3 separate regions of the Homo sapiens genome follow, and regions 2 and 3 are each linked to region 1. A link is a contact called in ENCODE Hi-C or POLR2A ChIA-PET data. All regions are on one chromosome and are shown on one strand. The core of a region is the stretch at or near the end of the contact, and the rest is flanking DNA. Distances in the headings are between cores, read along the strand shown. Region 1 overlaps PDE4D (phosphodiesterase 4D). Region 2 overlaps PDE4D (phosphodiesterase 4D). Region 3 overlaps PDE4D (phosphodiesterase 4D).

Region 1 (4,459 bases), core at 819-3,318:
GTTACATAATAAGGAAGGTACTTTTTCTCTGTGAGCCCAGAAGAGATTGCCAACCATGTTTTCAGTAATGGGATCAGTGTTAGCATTAGGGCACCACTTACAAAGATGAGTACTAATTTTGAGGGCAAGGTGCTGATTTATCTGCCTAGGTTCTGGCACACATGTTTAAAGATTCACCTAATTACTTTAGAGCAACGCCCCTCCCAAGTATTATAGAGAAGAAAGAGGAGAATGATGTGCTCAAGAAAACAATGTGGAGAAGTTTATATTGGTTGTTTAAACATAGTACCTAAAAAAAAAAAAATGGGGAAAAACGATCTGGGAAGTAAAGAAAGAATCAAGGAGCAAAGATTTAGCAAGCCTGTGGACCCTGACAACTCCAATAAGAGAACACTAGGGAATTTTGTGATTTAAAATATATTATTGCTTAAAACTACAGTAGTGTTCAAGGAAACTTTAAATAGAAAATTACTCTTCTTGAGATGATTCTGTCTTCCAAAGAGAACAAATCACAAGGATGTTAAAAGGAACATTTTATGTGACAAGTTTGGGGTAGGTACTATGTAAATAGAAGAGAAAGTCACTCAAGGTACATTTGAATGTAGGGCAGAGATTATTCCATAGCATTCCACAGGCCAGAAACAGAAAGTGTCTTCTAGTTTTCTTGCCCTTTATAGTAATAGGGGTCATGGGATAGAAATTCTCAGAAAATCTCCAAATCTCATTTTTGCCAATTGTTTCAACATCTTTTCCTTCCCAGCATTTTAGCAGAGCTGCCAAACAGGTGATTAATTAAATACATATGTGCATGCTTGTACCTCGTGTAGAAGGTCTAATGAGTAAATTTATTTGATATGACATAGACTGAACAGTAGAAGGAAGGATTAATGACAGTCAGATCAACAAACAAAAGTACAAATGGTATCTGGGCTATGAAAAGATAAAGCAATATTTGCCCAAACAAGAAGATCTAGATATCCCTAAATTACCTCCTATATTATTAGGAAGTAAAGACCAAATCTACAACTTTGATCTGGAAATTGTATAGTAGCTGATATGAACAGGGATCATAGGAGAGTGTGGTCTCATAGCTACTCTTTGCTACTACCAAAACCTGAGTGGTAGCACATCAGTGATTGCCCAACCAAACTGCACAATTCCCATTAGAAAAAGCTGTCTCAAACCCACATCTTAGAAAGGAAGTGAATGCCACCAGTGAATCAATACACTGGGATGTAACTTTCTGCATACCCCAAGAATACCTCCTGTTGCATAGCACTTTTTAGTTTTCAAAGCTTTTCAGATGTAACAGATGTGACAGCTGTTGTTTTTAGTGTGCCACAGCTCATCTCACTTAATTCTTTAGGGTAAGTGAAAAAGATGAGTGTAATTAGTATCAAATAAGAGAAGAAGAATTGAAGGTTCAGGGACTAGAGACCACACATATATGTGGTTAGAAAGTCCAAAGTAAGAACAGTAGAGCTAGTTTGTATTGGACACTTACTATGCACCAGGAACCATTCCCAATCCCATACATGCATTAGCTCATGCATGTCATCCTCCAAAACAGCCTCGGGAGGTGGATCTAGCATTACCTTTATCTTACAAATGAGGAAACCAGGCAGAGCAAGTTTAAGAAACCTGCACAGGTGTGAATTCTGGAAGTCTGTGTTAGAACCAGGACTCCTGGTCCCTCTCCCACCTCCAGCTTCCTCACCAGATCCTATTATCAGCACACAAGGAAAAAAATTCCATAATGAGAGGTATTGTTCTAACAGATGTACTATCTTCCTCTACTTAACTCTGAATTTTTCTCTGAAGACAGAACACCACGTAATTTGTTATAGAATAGGGCTTAGTAATCAGTTAAAATATAAACTTGTTAAATAATATCTAAACTGTCCTCTAACCTAATTGATGTTGGTTTAAAGAAATGCTAAGCAAAAGCATCAAAATAGAGGTATTTTTATATTAAAAAGAAGAAAAAGGAAAATGAATCCGTTATTTTATATTGTCTGCTTCTGCCCCCTCCTGGCTTTTGCTTCATGGGCTTCCATCTGGCTCATTTCATCTGGCCAAAAACATTGGTCATGTGGTTGTATTTTACTGCCAAATATTACTCCTTGGCCAGCTGTTCAGAGGAGCCAGAAGATTCTCTGAGCTCGAGAGGTCAACTCCATCCTGTGTCATGTCTATTTATTCTACTGGCATAGTCTTGACTATTAAACTAGGTTTCTTAATGATATTTCAAATTGTGAGTAATGTTGGCTAAATTGACAAAAAGAAATTATAGACAACATTTATATCTAAGAATAACAATACTACTAACAACCATTGCACATTGTAGGAAGAGGTAGCATGGTATAGGAGGAGAACTTTGGCTCTAGAGCCAAACAGACCCAGCTTCAGTGCCAACTCTGCTGCTTTCTTGATTGGGCAGGTTTCCTAACCTCTCTGAGCCATTTCCATGTACATAAATAGAAAATTAAAATATCTACTTCATAAGGTCGTTGTGCAGATTAGATGAAAGCATGTACGTGAATGCAGGACTACCTGCCAACTCTTTCATAGCATTTTCCAAGTCTTCACTAACATTTCACAAATTTTGTGAAGCTTCTTTTGTGAAATACATTTTCAGATAAACTATCATCATTGGTACCACTCTTGGTCACAGAATAGTACAATAGAGCTGGCTTATAAATGGTTACCTTATAAGCAACTTGCACATACAACCCAGGCTCACCTTGGAAATGTAGTGTGCAGGAATGATTGACAGCTGGCTAGCTCTACAGCCACACTGCTGCTGAGGTTCACATTTTCACATTATCACTTATAGCTATGAGACTTTGGGCAAGTTACTTCATGTGCCTCAGTTTCCTCATTTGTAAAATGGAGTATTATGAGGATTAAGTGTGTTAGCCATGTAAAGTGCCTGGCACATAGACAACACTAAAATAAATGTCAGCTATTATTAATAATAGAATGTAAGCTCCACATGGCAGCAATTTTTGTCCTTTTTTCCACCTTTGTATGGCCAGTGCCTGGAAGAGTGTGTGGTACATATTAGGTGCTTGGCGTTTGTGTATTGAATGAATGAACCTATTAGCAAATGTGTTCCGATTCATGGCAAGTGTGAGGATACTCTGCTTCCTTTTGCCACATTCATGGGAAGAGGGGGTTAGAGCTGAAGGAACCTGATGGTTCATTTGTTCAAACTCATTTGTCTTACATTGAAGAGCTTGAAGACCTTGAAAGGCCCCAGGGTCATGCAACTTGATAGCGGCCTGGTCAGAGCTAGAACCCTGGCTCTGTGTGCTTCTGTGAAAATCTTTGTTCCAATGTCCCACCCCTCACTTCAATACATATGCCATCTAATTCAGTGCTTTCAGTAAGGCAGCAAAATGAATGAATGATTCAGAGCACACTTCTTGCAGACAGGAGAGTGTATAAGAGCCATAATTGGGCAATGACCATGGAAGGACAGGTTTCTGAATAAGAGAAAGACTTATCCAAGTAAAATTATGTTCAGACATTTTACTTACAAGTCTAAAAATCACTTGCTACAACAGCTACAATAGGGTTTTTGTAAGGAAGTACCACTTTGTAAACAACATTTTTGTAGAATGCATTATATGCATTTTTTTCAAAATTGAAGGAAAGCCCCATCTCAAACATTCAAAAGAATCTGCTCAATTATCAATGTAGACTAGAAACAGAGATAGAGAGGGGAGATACAGTTTGAGTGTTTTCTGTATTATCATGACAGCACATGGAACAACCACAGGCAGAAAGATTACAAACTCTGCAATAAATATAAAGGTATTGGTTTTATAAGGTGGCCTGCAGGCTACGGACCAGCACAGAGCTCTGGCAAATGTGGAATGCCAGGAGATGTACAAAAAAATCAAGGTGACAAAAGAAGAAAAGACACTCCAAACTGCCAAGGGTTTATAATCATGCTGTGGATATTTCTGATCATCAGTGTGTTAATGGTTTTCACTATAGTTAAAACTATACCATTTTTGAATGGGTAATAGGTATGAATATTTATGCTTAATTAGTAGTTTATAAAATTTATACTATTTATTTTCATAATGTTGATTTTATGATTTTCAACGAGTGCCATTTGTCCTTAAGTCATGAAGTGGATGAGCCCCCATCAAGTGATTTTAAGAGACAGTACCTTGACTGAGCAGCTGGATCAAAGCCTGTCTGATCTGGGCAGAGCAAATAAGGAATACTTCTTACAAAAGAGGAAGCATTCAATTCTATACACTTTACCTTGGTACTCCTTGTTCTGGAGGCCTCAGCTTCTATCATGTTCTTTGCCACAGTCATATACCCACCTTCTACCTTGGCTCTCCCTCCTCCTAACTTCCATTATTTTTTCTACTTTCAAACTATAATTGACAAGCCTTTTTAATTTCAACAAGGGTCTGAAGAGAGGTGTCTGATTTTC
Region 2 (4,459 bases), core at 1,355-3,854, 55 kb after region 1:
TTGTTTCCATATTTACCAAAAACAGACAAACAAACCTAATCATTCCTCTCATTTTGATCAGCTTTCATGTATATTTTCTAGGCCTAATCAAAATCTTCTTTGGTGTCACAAAATAATGGAAGAGACATGTATTGGTTTAGGCTCCTGCAGCAGTAGACCCCAATATAAGGAATATTAGTTGTTTATTTAGGAAATTCAAGAAACATAAGTAAAGGAGTAGGGAAGTGAGACAGGAAATGGAAGGATCTCTGAAAAAATACACATCATCAAGTCCGTTCCCACAGAGGGAAACAGGAGCTCAGTCCCCATTGTTGGGTTCTGGAAGACAGTGTGGAACAGACCCCAGAGTTATCCCAACTGTGAGATGAGGAAGCTGGGGTGCTTTTCACCAACTCTTCATCCATCACCTGCTTCCGGGGGTCATTAACAATCCACCACTCCCAGGTTATTTATGCTCAGGCCAGGCATGTAACTGCAGCCAGAAAATAGCCCTTGCCAAGACTCACAGGAATTAAAAACCTTCAGGCAAGGAGCTACTGGTCTTTGTAATAATAAGCTTTGAGAGGCGGGTATTCAGAGGCTATGGGCACCAATAACTTCCCTTATGTGAGTCATAAACACAAAGTTAATTTTGTTTGCATGTGTATACAAGTATTTTGAATGAATGCTTCTCTTTGTTTTGTGTGTTTGGAAAATTTAAACAAAATTATTATTGTTTTTGTATTGGTATTTAAACATCTGAATATGTAACATCAAAGATGATATTAAAAAGTATAAAGCAAATTATCACAAAATCAGATGTGCAGTTACATGTTTACTTGAAATTCTCTCTAGACTACATTTGAAATAGGAGCTTCCATAGGGGGAAATTTAAATTTTTTTTACAAGTTGTTTAATTATAATGTGCTTTAAAAACACTTTAGCATATCATAAACCTTCAAAACAAAATGAGTAATCATCTTCTGAGATCCATAGAAAATGTTTCTTAAATGTCACTTTCAATTACCACTTCTGGAGCTAACTTGCAAAACAATTGTGTTTCCACCAACTGAAATATGTTTTCACCAAATTTAAGATAATCTGTGGTCAGTGTGAGCTTTGTCTTGATTTAGGAGGAGGAAAGCAAAGTTCCATTTATGAATACTTTGAAAATTTTCAGAAATTCTCCTAAATTGTTTCAGCAACCAGGCCAAAAGAGAGGCCTGGAATCCCAAGGTGAGAGGAAACTTTAAAAGTTACACTTATGGCCAGGCACGGTGGCTCACACCGTAATTCCAGCACTTTGGGAGACTGAAATGGGTGGATCACTTGAGGCCAGGAGTTCAGGACCAGCCTGGTCAACATGGTGAAACCCCATCTCTACTAAAAATACAAAAATTAGCCTGGTGTGGTGGTGCATACCTGTAATCCCAGCCACTTGGCAGGCTGAGACATGAGAATCACTTGCACCCAGGAGACAGAGGCTGCAGTGAGTGAGATCATCCCACTGCACTCCAACCTAGACAACAGAGTGACACTCTGTCTCAAAAAAAAAAAAAAAAAAAAAGTTTCACTTGTGCCTTGGGGTTGGCTGCCTGCTATCATATTTTTGTTGTGTTCTTCTACCCCAAGCTCCAGTACCTCCCCTCACAGAAATCACCTCTCCTACCAACCCCAAGGGAACCCATTCCATTTTTATTAGAGAGTTCTTCTTTACATGGCCTCAAGTCTTTTCATCAAGATTTACTGATAGAATAACAGTAAATCCACATTACTCCAGGTGTCTCTTTGCCCTTACCTAGCCTTTGTGTCTATGCCATTCTTCTCAAGGAAATTGCCTTCCTTTATCAGCTTTAAAAGTCCATATTTGGGATCCCCTCTCCTGGAAACATTCTCTGACTATCCAGCCCAGATAATTTTTTTTCTCTGCTTTCTCATTATAACATTCATGATCTGTGTCATTCATTCATTCATTCATTTGCCCAATATTTCTTGAGTGCTTCCTAAGTTCAGGCACTGTTCTAGGTACTGGGGACATAGGAGGATAGAAGCCAGTCAAATTTTGCACTCACTGAAACTTTACTTTAGTAGGTAAGAATCTATAGTTTAAAAAAAAATTCACATATGAGGCCTGTGAAGCAAATAAAGCAATAATGTGGTGGTTTTCATGGACATTATGTCTTTCACTACCCGTCCCTCTTTTTGTTGTAAACTCTCTAAGGCAAGTATAACCTCATCTATACATTAGTATTTATTTACCACAAGGACCCATAAGTATTTATTGATATATCTTCCTAAGTATGTGATAATATTCTAAATAGATAGTAGATTTAATCATTGGGATTTATGTGAAGTTGGATTAAATAGATAACATGATAATTACATTTAGTATTGCATGGAAGGACACATTTTCTCACTTATAGAAGCCTAAACAAATGTCACAATGTTGATAGATTCCTTTATAGGATGTTAACTCTGAAGCTGTCGTGAAAATGTGTGAACTAGTTTCACTTTCAACTTGATCCTTTTGGAATCATGACAGATTTTGCTAGCCCTTAATTCTTCTGCAATCTTTGTTGATCCCTCCTATTTCAATCTCATAAGACACTTATCTCTCCTCCAGAAAGATCTGAAGGGTTAAGTCACCTATTTATACCTAATTACAGTGAGCCCTGTGTTGGATTTTTAAGGGATAAAAGGAAGTATCAGATCTCAGTTAACTTATGTACTGTCTACAGTGCCTAACAATGACACAGGATGACTCAGTTAAGGAGAAAAATACTCCATTTATCAGCACAGAATTCTTCCCTTTAAGCTATCATATGGTAGCTAACCTTGCCTAACCTTGCGAGTTTAACCTTGCTTTTTACGTGCATGCACGCGTGTGTGTGTGTGTGTGTGTGTGTGTTACTAATTTCTAACTGTACCAGCTCCTGAATTAATATTTGGCAACATCAATATTCCTTGTATAATGAAGAAGCATGGTCCAAGAGACTTGGATGTGACCTCTCTAAACATCAACTTACAGCTGCAAAATAAGGAATAAGTTGTAATTATTCCTTATTTGTAACAACTACCTTACAGTGTTGTTTTGAAGATTAGAAGAGAATATATAGATGAAGTACCCAGTGGACAGTAGGTATTGAATAAATGTTAGTTTCCTTCCACCTTCTCTGGCTTATGTAACAAAATTACTCATTCTACTAGTCACTCAGACTTTAGTTAATCATTAGCTAAAGAGTAACAATGCAGGATTTTTTTTTTAATAAATTGGCTAGGATTGGTTTTATGCCTGGATGGAATAGGCACTTGCCATTTCATCACAATTCAAAATTCCTCCTGAAGGCCTGAAGGCCTGAAATGTTTACCATTGGAAACTAATCCCACTGTATGGTTACTATTATTTATTATATCTATTAACTTATAAAATATTAAAATATAAAGTAAATATTACCCTACTGATGCATTAGCCACTCAACATAAATGAGTTTCTTGGAGATTAATAAAGCAGTACATCAGTATGTCCCAAACAATGGCTAAAAGGAAACCTAGTAACCACCCCGACCCCAAACTTGTTTTGTTAGGCCAGTCAGATTTTTTTTTTTCATTTTGAATTAGCATCACGATTGAAAGTGGAAAGATCTCACATATAACTTCACATTTCTCTGTACAATTGAGAAACGTTGGCTATGTTGGCTCTCTGAATAGCAGCTACCTCCTTTCAAGGTTTGTATTTACAATATTTCCCACCCCCATGAGTCCTTATTATCCTGACACTGAGGACAAATATGAGTTGCTGTCCATCAGCATTCCAAAGCTGTTTTTTTTTTTGTTTTTTTTTTCTTACACTTAGCCTACTTCACTCCCTAACACCACCAGCCTGATTTCTGAGGGGGCCTGAGGTAGGAGGAGGAGAATGGAGAGCACTTTCTCTGAGAGCCGCCATTTTAACAGATCATTAAAGACACGATATTCACATGACGGTTGCTTACTCTCTGATGAAAACTACAAAAACAGAATACACAGGGAAGGTAATCTGAAGGTGATACCTTTTTCCTATGATCCTTGGCCTTATAACCACTAATCAAGCCTGAGGGCCGAAGTTCCTGCCTCATCTCTGCCTGATGTTACGAACTAGGCAGGCTAGCAGAGGCAACAGGCAACCTGGGCACCTGAAGAGCTACCTGGATAACCTAGAAGAACAGTAGGAGGTTAAAGATGAGGACAAGTCTATCAAAACAAAAGCCTGTCAAGACCAGAAAGAGAAAGTCACACTTTTGACTTTACAGTTTGTGCTGGGCTGACACAAAGGCCTCAGTTAACACCAAATACAACTTCCATAGACTTCAAGTTTCCCTCATATTTTTCCTGGGTCACTATTCCAGAGTTGAGAAACTGAACTACATCTAATATTTTATTAAAATAAAATTGAAGATTATTAGAAAAGTTTATTAGTCAATAGTAAAACGTTATTTGGTTA
Region 3 (4,459 bases), core at 1,201-3,700, 34 kb after region 1:
CTGTAGAACTGGCTTGAGGCTTAGAAGATGTCCTCCCACCTGCATTTGGAAAAATACATTTCTAACACTTCTCCTCATATGGAAATTTTTAAGTCATTGAAAAACTCATACTGCAGCATTTGTAGAAACAATTTCAGAACAGAGTACCTTATTGCTTTTCCTAAAAGAATTTTAACTGTGCATGTATAAGTATTATAAATGCATAAAATATATAGTTAATCCAAAAGACATAACTATATCATGCATAGTAGTTATAGGTCACCTCAGATATATTAGTAACATCTTTTTATAGAGACTCTGTTGTTATTTCACTCACACAAAAGAATAAACACAGAATTAAGGTTGAAATTTACATAAGACCAGTCTAAAGCCAGCCATAGCTATGTAATTTCCATGATTTTCTCCCAATCAATGGAAAATTACTGTCAGCTGAGCCAAAGTCTGCAGACTGTGAGCAAATGTCTGTTTCCTTCCCACAACTGAGTGTTTGAAACTTTTTTCAATCAGTAAAATTACCATTAAAGGTCAGAGATTAGTTTTTCATGCATGATGGATTCCATTTGCTTTAAAAGTATTATACCAGGAGAGTAGACTTTTTTTCTGACTTTAGAATCAAATTAGAATTCAAATATTCAGAGTTTTGGGTCAACCTCAAACTATTTTATTTTGTTTATTTTCCCTTGACAAAATGTTATTGTTTTAAATAGGGAAGGAGAAAGGTCTTGGGAAAACACACACACACACACACACACACACACACACACATATATATGTACTCTCTCATATTTGAAATTAGCATGTAGTTTAAGGATACTGCACACAGCTCTATGATGAGCTTAACTTGAATCTCCTTAGATTATGAGCATTTTGAAAGCAGGGACTTGATTTTTTAACTAAATACCTTTCATGTTTGATAACCTGTTCCTTTTCCTGTGTGTATTGTCTTAACTAAAGACTGCCTGCAATGAACAGAAGGGCTATGGTCTTTTTTTTATTAAGATAAAAGAATTTTCCAAATCGTTGTTTATAAAATAAAAGATTAGAAAAATTCACCTGTGTATAAATTGAACTAGACTTCTATAACATAGCAGCCATCTTGTGCAGAAAGGGGCTGCTTACGTAGTTTATTTCTTTAACACACAGTTGCTAATTACAAAAACAGCATGCATCCAGAGATTGTGAAAAAAGAAGTTAAAAAAAATCTTGCCTATTATTCTACCACCGTAACACAATTATGTTTAACATTTTTCATATTTTTAATTTATTTTCTCTTTCCATAAATTCTAATCTGTCTATAAATGTACTATTGTGGTCTGCTTCGTTGACTAACAGAATATTTTCACCCCTTTCAGAACCCTTTTTTTAAAAAATGGCTTCTTTTGTGTATTTGAAACAATTTCAACTTAACCCTATTGCATATATTCTGTAAGTAGCTGTCCTTCATGAAACAGACAACTTTTTCTTTTAAAAATCAAGGAGATTGTACAGAACTTTGTGATTTTAATTACTGCATGGCAAACTAATTCAGTCTCATATCCTTTCCATTTAATAGGGATTTGTCCCTAGCTATGTGACCTAAGCAAGCTCTTTAACTGTACTCCACCTCAATTTGCTTATCTGTAAAACATGGATAATATTATTTTTAGTCTAAAACTTCCTCTGGTATGACAGAAAAGACCAATGTGAAACAATTCCCTGAATTTGTCAATAAACCATGTTACATTTATAAAAATGCCTCCAGTGTACCCAGACCAGAGGAATCTGTGGCTTATACTAAAACGTGTATTATGTATTCATTCTCAAGGTATATGCCAACAGTTAAGTTAGAAATCCATCCCTTTCTCTGTCACTTGTCCAAAGTCAATTACTCCATGCTTCTTTTACATAAGGAAAACTATCTTAAAAGGAGGAAGTAAGATCACGGACAAACAAAAGTTCATAAGGTCTTTCATTTTACTGCCTTTCAAAAGGTTAAGATCAGAGAACTTAGACATGCATAAGCTTTGGTTTGAGGAACAATTGAGTCAACCATCGTAACAGAGGGCCTGAAAGTATCTGAAGGTAGAATGAATAGTTTATAGTAAGCCAGTCCACTCTCAGCTCTGAGAACATCCAGCTGCATAACCTCAAGGGAACTGCGTGGAAAAAATTAAGGGAAATTCTTTGGGCTTTAGAGCTTTTCATTTCCTATGAACAAGGCATCTCCTGCCCTTGTCTCACCCATATCTCCATTGTCCTCATGTAGTCTTCTGCTGGTTCACTGTGTGCCTGGCAAGTCAGGTTCTTACGCGAGGGAAAGAGCTGTTTTAAGTTGTTTATGAATAGAGAAAGCAGATTCAGTCAGACGTAATCTGACTCTGTATGCCTGCAGGGGTTGTGGCCTTTGTTAGTTTATTATGCCTGTAATTTGGGAAGTCATGCTGCAGAGATGTAAAGTGGGATGGGCCTGAAATAGGTCTTGTAATAAAAAGGCAGTTAGGGAAGCCTGCTGGTGTCCTGCCTGGTTACTACTATCTAAGTGCAGCAATGTGTTAGTTGATTTTAATAAAGAGTTGAAATCATTGTTAACTGGCCTCCCTCCCACTGAGTGAAGAAGGCAGATTACACAGGCACACGTTTGCCTCCCCTAGTGTGTACTATGAATGCAGCTGCTTCTGAAGGGCCAGCACGTGGCCTTCTTAAAACTTTCCTTGGCTGGGGTTTTCCCTTCTTGCCAACTGGTGCCCACCAAGCCAGTGGATGCTCTCAACGTCTAGGCAAATGCCAAAAATGTCATCTTTGGCTCAGATGTGCACTGGCCTGTTAGAGACAACTGCCATGCAGAGAAGGAATGTCATCAGCTGCTAGGTCTCAAATTATCAGCCTGGATTGACAGCTGCAGGATGTAGTGCCTGCCTATAGTACTGAGGCCATGACCCACCTCTGGAGAGACCACAGCCTCATCCCTAGAGTAGAACTGGAAATTCTCCATTGAGACAGGAAGGCAGCACTTGAACCTGGCAGGTTTTGGAGTGAAGTGTCTAAGGACAGAATTTCTCATTTCTCCACCTCTGCCCATGTGTAAGGCAGCAATATTTTCATAGAGGTGAAGAAGGCAGGTGTCCCGTGGTTATTATGACATCTGTTTACCTCATTCTAGTCACTGTGCCATGTTTCACAGCCATTGTCAACTACATTTGGTGAAAACTGTTTCCTCCGTCCACAACTGGAACATTGACACTAACCACATTCTAGAGTTCATTACATAGAGCTGTGTCTGTGGGTAAGTTAACAGGTAGTTTTAAATAACTAGATATAGTCTTTTCCTCTTCCATGTAAGCCAAGATAATATTTCCACTTCTCCTTCTGAACATGTGAGTACAGTTTATATATAAATCAACAGCAAGATGGAAATTTACTCTGAGCTTTGTGATGTTTTCACTTTAAGATGCTGTAGTTCTGATCCTTTATACATTTATTTCATTTTCCCCATCTCAACCCCAGTATATAGCAACACTCACCTGCTCTAGAACATGATTATCAACTGTTTCAGCTATCAATGTAACATTAAAAAAAAAGTTCTATGTTCAAAGACTAAAGGAACCCAGGTAGTTTCTTTTAAACAGAAAGACTAGTTTTCATGATCATAAACATGTAAAGAAATATGTCATTTTTGAAATTTCATGAATCTTATGTCTATACCGATTCCAATTCCAAACTCAGACTGGCAATCTGCCTTTATTATTGCAAAGCCCCATAGCTTGTTATCTTCATGTACCTCTTGATCAAGTATTTAAGTGAAATAAAGAGTCTAAATGTTACGGGAGGTGAGTCCAGGCAGGGTCTACGGCCCTCAGTTTTTGTCTTCCTGGAAGAAAAAAATTCAGCTGAGAGACAGATGTAGATTTCAGACAGAAGCAAAAGTTTATTGAAGCAAAGTACATTTGGAAGGGACCAAGTGGGCAACTGGAAAGATTGAGTGTCCCGCCTGATTATTGGCTCAGGACTCTTATAAAGTTACTATTTCCTGATTCTTCCTGATCTCCTCCCATCATACTTCCTTTTGGGCCAGCTGTTGGCTAATCGCCGCGTGCTCAGTGACTTGCCAGTAATCTGGGAGGGGCTGCATGCGCCATTTGGTGGTTGTAGTTATGCACATGTACTCTTTGGGCAATTTTCCTTTACTGGTCTAGTGCCCCCAGAGGAAGGTCATATACCAGTCAAACTTTGCCATTTTGCCCCTTACTGTGCATGCCTGCTCAATTCCTAGGGTTTTATCGCAAAGTTGTTGCCTACAAGCTTAAGATGTTTCCTGTTAGGAAATTTCCCCCTCCCTGGTGCCAGCCATGACCATCTATCATTCCTGAAGAGGCCACCTGACAGTCACAATGACAGTCATTTGACTGTCTCCTGACATTCCTTGGGGCCCTATCCTGCCCTGCTCATATCCACCTATCTACCTACCCTAACATATTCCCCC

Evidence for each region. Hi-C counts contacts between places; a loop is a spot of excess contacts on that map. ChIA-PET counts read pairs that join two places held with the same protein, here RNA polymerase II (POLR2A).
Region 2: a loop to region 1 is called in a map of heart left ventricle, with 1.9 times the contacts of the local background. The contact joins two enhancer-like sites. A Hi-C loop is called at or near these places in 6 of 168 maps with a recorded cell type or tissue (Caco-2, endothelial cell of umbilical vein, heart left ventricle and 2 more). POLR2A ChIA-PET finds 5 or more read pairs at or near these places in 2 of 52 experiments (HEK293 and OCI-LY7).
Region 3: a map of psoas muscle shows a loop between it and region 1 (2.0-fold over the local background). The contact joins two enhancer-like sites. A Hi-C loop is called at or near these places in 3 of 168 maps with a recorded cell type or tissue (Caco-2, PC-3 and psoas muscle). POLR2A ChIA-PET finds 5 or more read pairs at or near these places in 3 of 52 experiments (HCT116, HEK293 and OCI-LY7).

What each region holds. Positions count from the first base shown.
Region 1 is chr5:59,349,207-59,353,665 of GRCh38, reverse strand. The region is part of intron 1 of PDE4D (phosphodiesterase 4D); the gene reads left to right. Among named protein-coding and RNA genes, the nearest start is that of PDE4D-AS1, 310 kb to the right of the region's middle. Within about 2 kb of position 2,068, at least 3 of the 41 ENCODE cell types and tissues checked have a DNase peak (open chromatin) inside an H3K27ac peak, as active enhancers do.
Region 2 is chr5:59,295,201-59,299,659 of GRCh38, reverse strand. The region is part of intron 1 of PDE4D (phosphodiesterase 4D); the gene reads left to right. Among named protein-coding and RNA genes, the nearest start is that of PDE4D-AS1, 260 kb to the right of the region's middle. Within about 2 kb of position 2,604, at least 3 of the 41 ENCODE cell types and tissues checked have a DNase peak (open chromatin) inside an H3K27ac peak, as active enhancers do.
Region 3 is chr5:59,315,467-59,319,925 of GRCh38, reverse strand. All of the region lies in intron 1 of PDE4D (phosphodiesterase 4D), which reads left to right. Among named protein-coding and RNA genes, the nearest start is that of PDE4D-AS1, 280 kb to the right of the region's middle. Within about 2 kb of position 2,450, at least 8 of the 41 ENCODE cell types and tissues checked have a DNase peak (open chromatin) inside an H3K27ac peak, as active enhancers do.